Linked DNA regions of Homo sapiens: region 2 is linked to region 1. The links are chromatin loops, found by intact Hi-C in ENCODE. Cell type or tissue: OCI-LY7. All regions are shown on one strand. Each heading gives the region's core, and the rest is flanking DNA. Links, peaks and the distances in the headings are about the cores only.

The links. A loop is a pair of places that touch in the nucleus more often than their neighbours do. Peaks named below come from ENCODE experiments on the same cell type or tissue, not always from the same donor. Only the 100,000 strongest peaks of a DNase experiment are listed, where the experiment ranks them.
Region 2: a loop joins it to region 1, with 8 times the contacts of the local background. A loop is called at or near these places in 104 of 110 quality-filtered maps.

Annotation. Positions count from the first base shown.
Region 1 is chr11:121,590,076-121,593,967 of GRCh38, forward strand. SORL1 (sortilin related receptor 1) reads left to right here. Exons shown (of 48, transcript NM_003105.6): 30 at 1-99; 31 at 926-1,081. Among named protein-coding and RNA genes, the nearest start is that of SORL1-AS1, 140 kb to the left of the region's middle. In OCI-LY7, for the core only: CTCF peaks have their summits at 1,542 (motif pointing left) and 1,745; DNase peaks (open chromatin) are centred at 196, 916 and 1,506; H3K4me3 peaks cover 2,500 bases; H3K27ac peaks cover 2,500 bases.
Region 2 is chr11:121,319,852-121,323,743 of GRCh38, forward strand. No RefSeq gene overlaps it. Among named protein-coding and RNA genes, the nearest start is that of SC5D, 29 kb to the left of the region's middle. In OCI-LY7, for the core only: a CTCF peak has its summit at 1,965; DNase peaks (open chromatin) are centred at 1,940 and 2,230; H3K4me3 peaks cover 374 bases; H3K27ac peaks cover 1,776 bases.

The DNA of each region.
Region 1 (3,892 bases), core at 1-2,500:
TCCAGTTTCGGTGTGAGAATGGCCACTGCATCCCCAACAGATGGAAATGTGACAGGGAGAACGACTGTGGGGACTGGTCTGATGAGAAGGATTGTGGAGGTAAGAGGCCCCTGGGGCCTGGGTTAGCCCCATAACCAAGACACACCAGAATAGTTCCACCAGCTATGCAGGATGTGCCTGGCTGATTCCGTGTTTTGGGGGGCATATTTTTGTGAGAGGAGTGACTCAAATTTTTTCTGTTCCTCTTTCTCATTTTGAAATAAGTGTGGTTGGTTTCTCCTATTTTCAGGCTATTTATTCCGTATTTGCAGGGCAGAGTGAGAAGTCTAGAGCCTTCCTACTCAAAGTATGGTTTGCAACCAGTAGCATCTGCATCTCCTTGGAACTTGTTAGAAATGTAGAATCTCTGACCTCACCCCAGACCTACAGAGTCAGAATCTGCATGCTAATAAGCCCCCAGGTCCTGTGTGCTCCACAATGCATTTGAGGAGCACTCATGTGGAATGCAGACTTGCCCCTTTCCTTTCTGGCATTCTCATCTCTGAACCAGGTCGTGGAGTAGTTGCGGTTGAATTAACTAGAACACAATGCTTTGCCTCAGTAGGAATTCTCTTAGCCACCCTGTGCCTCCTCAGCCACCTGTTTCTTTCACCAGCCCCTGCAAAAGCAAACTTATCTGAATATTAACCGAAATCAAATATAGTAAGGGAAATCTACTCCCCAAAAGGGAAAAGAATATTGCCTCTTCTGACAACCCATTATACATGATTTCTAGATTAGCCGCTGCTCAGAGCTGTGCCAGTCACTGGCCTCCCTCAGCAGGTACAGCTAAAACTGGGACATCCGCACTAGGTTTGGGACATATTTGGTCTAAGATCAAGCTGCTTCTAATGTTTTGGGTTTCCGTGCTTGGTGTTTTTCTCAGATTCACATATTCTTCCCTTCTCGACTCCTGGGCCCTCCACGTGTCTGCCCAATTACTACCGCTGCAGCAGTGGGACCTGCGTGATGGACACCTGGGTGTGCGACGGGTACCGAGATTGTGCAGATGGCTCTGACGAGGAAGCCTGCCCCTTGCTTGGTGAGTTCTGGCCCAGGTCCTCTCCTGTGGTACCTGCTATTGTGGAGAGGACCTTCTGGGGGTGTGCTCTGGGCACAATCCAACCGGGCCCCATGCCCTGCTGTCTGGGACTCTGCTGTGTGGCCAGGTTGCCTGTTACTAATGGTGTACCTCCAGGGAAGGCTGATTTCTAGCATTTTTTCCTGGATCATAGATGCATAGGAAATTGGAATGGGAGCATCTCATCCTCTATAACTGGCCTCTGACCTTCCTGCAAGATGCCAGCCACCCTGATTTCCACCCAGGCTATGGTTATGCCACCTTTGCTGCCTTCTTAGTGGGAAAGTACAAATTGGAATTAATGTGGAACTTTTTGTGTGTGTATTAAACTCTGGGGAGAGAGCCCAATTCAGCTTGCTAGTTGGCCGGCCTGTCCAACTAAAAGAAGGGTAAGCACTGCCATCTAGTGGCTAAACTCAAAGAGGCAGCTGAAGGTCTGTAGTCACCATATTGTTGGAGGTGGGGTAGAACTTGAAATCCCATTTCGTGTGTGCTCCTAACAGCAGGCGGAACAGAGGTGAGGATCCTGTGTTCTTTCCTAAGCAGGAGTCTACTTCAAACTCAGTTATAATAGGAGAACAAATAATTTTTTGCATGCTTTGCATGATCTTTTCCCTTCTTCTGTGAGCATGTTCTTTCCATTGCTTCCTTGTTTAAAAACATCAAAATCCCAAACTTTAGTGAACCTAAAGCATGTAGGGATCTCCTGGGTTCCACCCAGAAATTCTGATTCTATGTTTTTTATAAAACATTATAAAAATGATGTTTTTACTAGGGTGGTCTTTTTGCCATATTGAGTTTCCTCTTGTTCTCCTGTCTAGAAGATCAATTTTTGACAATTTCTATTTTCCAGGCCCTCTGTGAGCTGATTCCTCCTTGCCTCCCTGGATTCCTTACATCAGCCAAGCTAGATTCCTGATCTTCTTCAGATAGACTTGCTTCTTTCCTGCCTGTGCACCTGCAGCAAGGTTTTGCCCTCAGCAGGAACTCCTGTACCCTCAACCTTGTCTTCCTACTTTCCTTATCACTGAAACCCACCATCCATCAGTGCAAACAGAAGCATGGATTTTATAGCAAAAGAGACCTTGATATATTCATATCATCAGAACTTCTCAAAATGTGATGCAAAGACCACCCTAATGGAATCGCCTGGGGTGTTTATAAAAAAATGTAGAATCAGAATTTCTGGGTGGAGCCCAGGAGATCCCCATATGATTCTTAGGTTCACAAAAGTTTGGGATTTCTGCTTTGAACAAGTAGGGTATTATTCTCCTTTCAAGCTCCACCTCTGTGGCGCTTTCACTGATTCCTTTAAATGATTTCCATCTCTTTTCCAGTCTCATTAAACTTACCCATTGACCTTTTGATTCTTAACTATGATCTGCCATATATTGCTTCCTAATTATTTCATGCGTGTTGATCTTTGCTTCCATAGCCATTGTGTGGACTTCCTGTTTGGGAATCATGCTGTCTACTACTTTGAGTCCTGCTCTGTGTCTCCTACAATAATAGGCAAATAGTCAGTATCCCCTAAAATGCTTCTCAAATTAAAATGAATTGTAAAAGAGAAAACAAAACTTTGTGTCTGTCCTTTCTCCTCAAGGCCTACATATTTATTGAATAACTTGATTATCCTCTTCAAGTTGTTTTTGCTTATTGAAACTCTGACCAGGACATTAATAGACTCTAGCAAATTCTGACTAATCCAGTGATCAGATCTCTGTTTATATATCCTGTTCAGCTTTTGTACTTTCTTTTTTGTGCGCAGTGCTGGGACAAATTTAAACTCATTGTTATCTGTAGCTCGTGGATCTTCTTTGTTTAGTGTAGAAGTCTTCTAACTGGCTTATTAACCTCATATTTCTCCCCCTTTCAGTTTTTCTTCTGATAAGGCCCATACTGATGAATGCTCATGTCCTCCCCAGTATTGGAGCCCTCTGATGCCTCCCTTATTGTCCAGGGCATGATTTGCCTTGGCCTGGCATTCTCCCCCTTTTTATTTTTTATCACCTGTCTCCATGTACCTTGTGTTTCTGCAGAGTGGTTCTGAGATATAGGGAAAGCCCCTTTGAAAATCCAATGAAAACTATAGAATATGCACAATATCCTGAAGTTAATAATTGCTTTTTTCATTTGTTTGCTTAGGTTGTTTTGTACCATTTGCCAATGCTTTCTGCCTTTCAGTCGCCACTCAGGATAACTTTCCACAGGTCAACATGTCCAGGGATTTATCAAGTCCAGTTTTTCTCTTGGAGATACTCCTTCTAACAACGTGGATTCTCCTTTCGGGACAGATTGTTCTCTAGTCCTGCTGTGTGCCTGTTACCCAGGGACTTTCACTGCCTCCTTGGAATTCTCTTTGCCTTTCTCCCAGTTTAGATTCCTTGTTTCCTGGATCTTGTGTGTTGCTTTTTCTTGGTTTACTCCCTTGTTTGGGTGGAGTGCATCCTTCAGTAGCCTTGTCAGGTGAATATGATGACGCAGTGGCCAAGGACACTGTGATGACAGCTCTCAGGTGTTTGTCTCTTGAATTTTGCTGCTCTGGTTTGTATTGGTTGCCCTGTATACCTGGGGCACAACTGCCTTTTAGGACGTTGCACCATCATCATCTTCAGGATTTCCTTTACCTCCATCTCCTGTTGGAACTCCTGTTTTCTGTGTCCCAGTTTTTCTCTTTTTAGTTTAATCCCATGTTTCAGTAGAGCACGTTTTCTGGAAAATGCCTGAGAAAATGTATGTGGGAGGCCTGTGTGAGGTCTTGCTTGTCTTAAA
Region 2 (3,892 bases), core at 513-3,012, 270 kb before region 1:
ATTCTCGTCAAACATTTTGTTTATCTTAGGTTAAGATTTCCTTGTGTTTTAGGCCCTGATACAGAGGGGGAAAAACACCAGGTAAATATCTTTACAAAAAGGCAGGATTGAAAGTCAGTAGGGCAAGATTTAGATACAACACCTCCATAGGCCCCAGGAAGACCCATGCCCCATGACTTATGTCTCACCCAGAAGGATGTTTATGGAAAGATTTTTCTCAAGTATGTGAAGCTGGTTGCCCTGGAAGTTTTCCTATGAAGGTGTTGTCTGATATCTAATCCTTTTTTTCCCATTCAAAATCACAGTTTGTTTGTTTTCCTTTGGGAAAAACCTAGATATAGGAGCTAATGAGCCCACGTTTAGGGTTTAATAAATATTTTTTAGAGGTTTAAAGGACAATGTTGGCCAGGCATGGTGGCTCACGCCTATAATCCCAGCACTTTGGGAGGCCCAGGTGGGTGGATCACTTGAGGTCAGGAGTTTGAGACCAGCCTGGCCAACATGGTGAAACCCCGTCTCCCTACTAAAAATACAAAAATTAGCTGGGTGTGGTGGCGCATGCCTGTAATCCCAGCTACTTGGGAGGTGGAGGTTGTAGTGAGTCGAGATCATGCCATTGCACTCCAGCCTGGAGGACAGAGTGAAACTCCATCTCAAAAAAAAAAAAAAAAAAAAAGAAAAAGAAAAAAGAAAAAAAAGGACAACGTTTGTGATCATCTATTAATCATAATATTCAAAGCAGGTTTCAGAGTATATGTACAAACTACTCAGCCGGTCTGAAGACAAAACAGCCAGGAGTTGTTTGAATCGGATGTTAGACACCTTTTCAATGAAACTCACACTGCATCCTACACCTGGAGATCAACACAGCTGCCTGGATGTTGCAGCCTTTTCCTCCACAACTTTATGGAAGAACCCAGTTGCTATGAATGAGCAGGCTGGTTTGGAAGCAGCAGTTGATAAGCAAATGGGAGACTACCCAAGGGCGACCCTCCTGAAGGGATGTGAAAATTCTCAAAACATGAATCCTCAGATAATGTTATTATCATTTAGGTACATTCTTTCAACAAATAATTTTGATTACCTGGTGTGTATCAGGTGTTGTGCTAGAAGGTAGGATAAAGCAGTAAATAGTTAAGAAGGAATATCAATAAAGTATAGTGGAAATTTGGATAGGAAATCTATGGACGTGCTACGAGATAGTAAGTTAGCAGGAGGTAACATACCCTAGGGAAAATTCTCCCAAAAGGATGCAACGCTTAACCAGAGGTCTGAAGGTGACAGGCAGGAAGGCCAGTAGAAGAGGGTTCTGGGTAGAAATAATTGGTTGAAGGAAGGTTAAGAGTGGGAAGAGCATGGACCATTCAAGACACTGAAGGAGGTCCAGCATGACTGGAATGTAGAATTCTAGAAGACTGGAAAGAGATAGAGGCTGGACAGCAAGGTGAGCCAGATCCTGGAAGGCTTTGTTGTTCCTGCAAAGAGAGTTGGTTTTATCATAAACGCAATGGGAAGACACTGAAAAGGATATTCTGTGAGGTGATGGAATCAGGTTTGTACATGAGAAGTATCACACTGACTGCCGTGTGAATGGATGGGTGCCAGGGGGATACAGATTTGGGAATTAGCCGGTATAGATGTGAATAAAAGCCAGAAGACATGGCCCAGAGAGTGTGTGCCGAGTGAGAAAAGGGACAAAGATGGAATCCTAAGGAATATGGAAAAGTCAAGGAGAAGAAGAGCAAGTAATAAACTGAGAAGGAGCCAGAGAAATGAGACTAACCAGGAGAAGGTTGCTTTGCAGGAACCAAGGGGGAGACTGTTTCCAGAAGAAGGAAACTGTCAGTGGTGACAAATGTCACCGAGAAGTCAAGGAAACTAAGGACTGAGGAGCATCTCATGCATTTAACACAGGGAGGCGATGGGTAAGCTTGATAAAACCAGCTTCGGTAGAGTGGTGGCAGCAGAGGCCAGACTACAGTGAAGAAATACGATGACTGGTTGGGGAGGGATGGAGATGGCTCTTCTGGAAGTACAGTTCCAAATGTGGGGACAGATAGAGCCAATAGTCGATAAAAGGGGATTGGGTGAAGGTGGGAGGTGTTATATAAATACGAGAAATTTGGGGGATATTTAAGTACTGAGGGAAGTGGCAAGTTGAGTGGGAGAATGGAAGAAGTCTCAGATGAAGGTTATCAAGAAGGCTGGAGAGGCTGTGATTCAGAGCACACAGAGCAGTGGCTTTGGCTGGGAAGAGGGATGGGCTTCTGCATTTCTGTGCATTTCTGGGTTCAGTGGCAATGGTTTGAGAGTGTTCCTGTCTGGCAACTCTCATTCTCTCTGTGAGGATAAAAGGTACTACGGACTACATTTTTCTACATACCCATTGCAAAAGTTTAAAATCCTTCTCAAAGAGGAAGGTTGTTTTTTTTTTGTTTTTGTTTTTTGTTGTTGTTATTGTTGTTTGTGTTTTTTTGAGGTGGAGTTTCGCTCTTGTTGCCCAGGCTGGAGTGCAGTGGCAAGATCTTGGCTCACTGCAACCTTTGCGTCCCAGGTTCAAGTGATTCTCCTGCCTCAGTCTCCCGAGTAGCTGGGATTATAGGTGCCCGCCACCATGCCTGGCTAATATTTTGTATTTTTAGTAGAGATGGGGTTTCGCCATATTGGCCAGACTGGTCTCAAACTTCTGACCTCAGATGATCCACCCACCTCGGCCTCCCAAAGTGCTGGGATTACAGGCATGAGCCACCGCACCCGGCCCAAAGAGAAAGTTTTTAAAAAGTATTCATGAAATTGGGAGAAGGATAGAGAATTCCTGAAGTGTGTTTCAAAAAAACAAATTTAGGCAAAAGTAATTGATGGCCAAGACACTTATGAAAGTAGACACTCACCGTGCAAATTCTGCCTACAGCAATCGATGGTGGGTGCACTAAAGATATGAATTCAAACAAAAACTGTGTATCTTACTCTAATAAACATTTATGATCAAGTCTAATGGTTAGGTGAATGACAACAATTCACCTTCCATATCCAGATTTAATGTTTTTCATCTGAGCAGTTGAATGAATACATAACCACTAATTGCAGTAGAATTATATGAAAATCAGGTAGTTTAATAAACTCTATGGATCTGAACAATAATTAACACAATAACCTGAATTTAATTAGATGCTCATATTAAATGCTGGCAATAAGCAAGTGCTGTCTTTGATGTCCACTTTAAGTGCATACTAAATATCACAGCATGGTCCAGTAAAAATAGACACAAATAGAGTCAATGATGTTTGAAGAAATGAGACAGAATAAATAAATCATACTCATATTCATGCCACCCTGGCGGTGGGGTGGGCACAGGAAAGCTTGTCATTTCCTTGTCTCAAAGTCATTATGCGGAAGCCAATGTTTCGAACTACAAAGAGTTAATCCTCCTCACTGAAGCCATCTTTTTTGTAGTGTTTTTGACAGGAGGGAGCCCTTGTCCTCTAGAAAAGGACCCGTAGAGCATTAGGAAGGCTCCTCAGCAGCAGGAACCAATGTTCTCTTTGTTATAACTCAAGCTGCAATTTTCTCTCTTTCCAGCAGAGAGAGAAAAATGGGAATGTGCTGCCTAGCATTCTACAGAAAAATCCCCCAAGTAATCATTCCAACACTCCTTCCTATATGGGCTCCTTGCGTATCTTCTCTGCAACATTTCCTTCTTATTAATTTTCCTCTATAGCAAAGTTAGGCGTTAACTTGAAACCCACAGGTGTGTAAGGAGCCCACAAGCTCCCCTGCTCCATTGTTTTTTAAAATAGTATTCAAATTCATATATTTGTTTATTTCCATATTTGTTTATTTTAAACTGACCTGTTGAGGTGTAATTGATTTACAAAAAATGGAACATGTACTA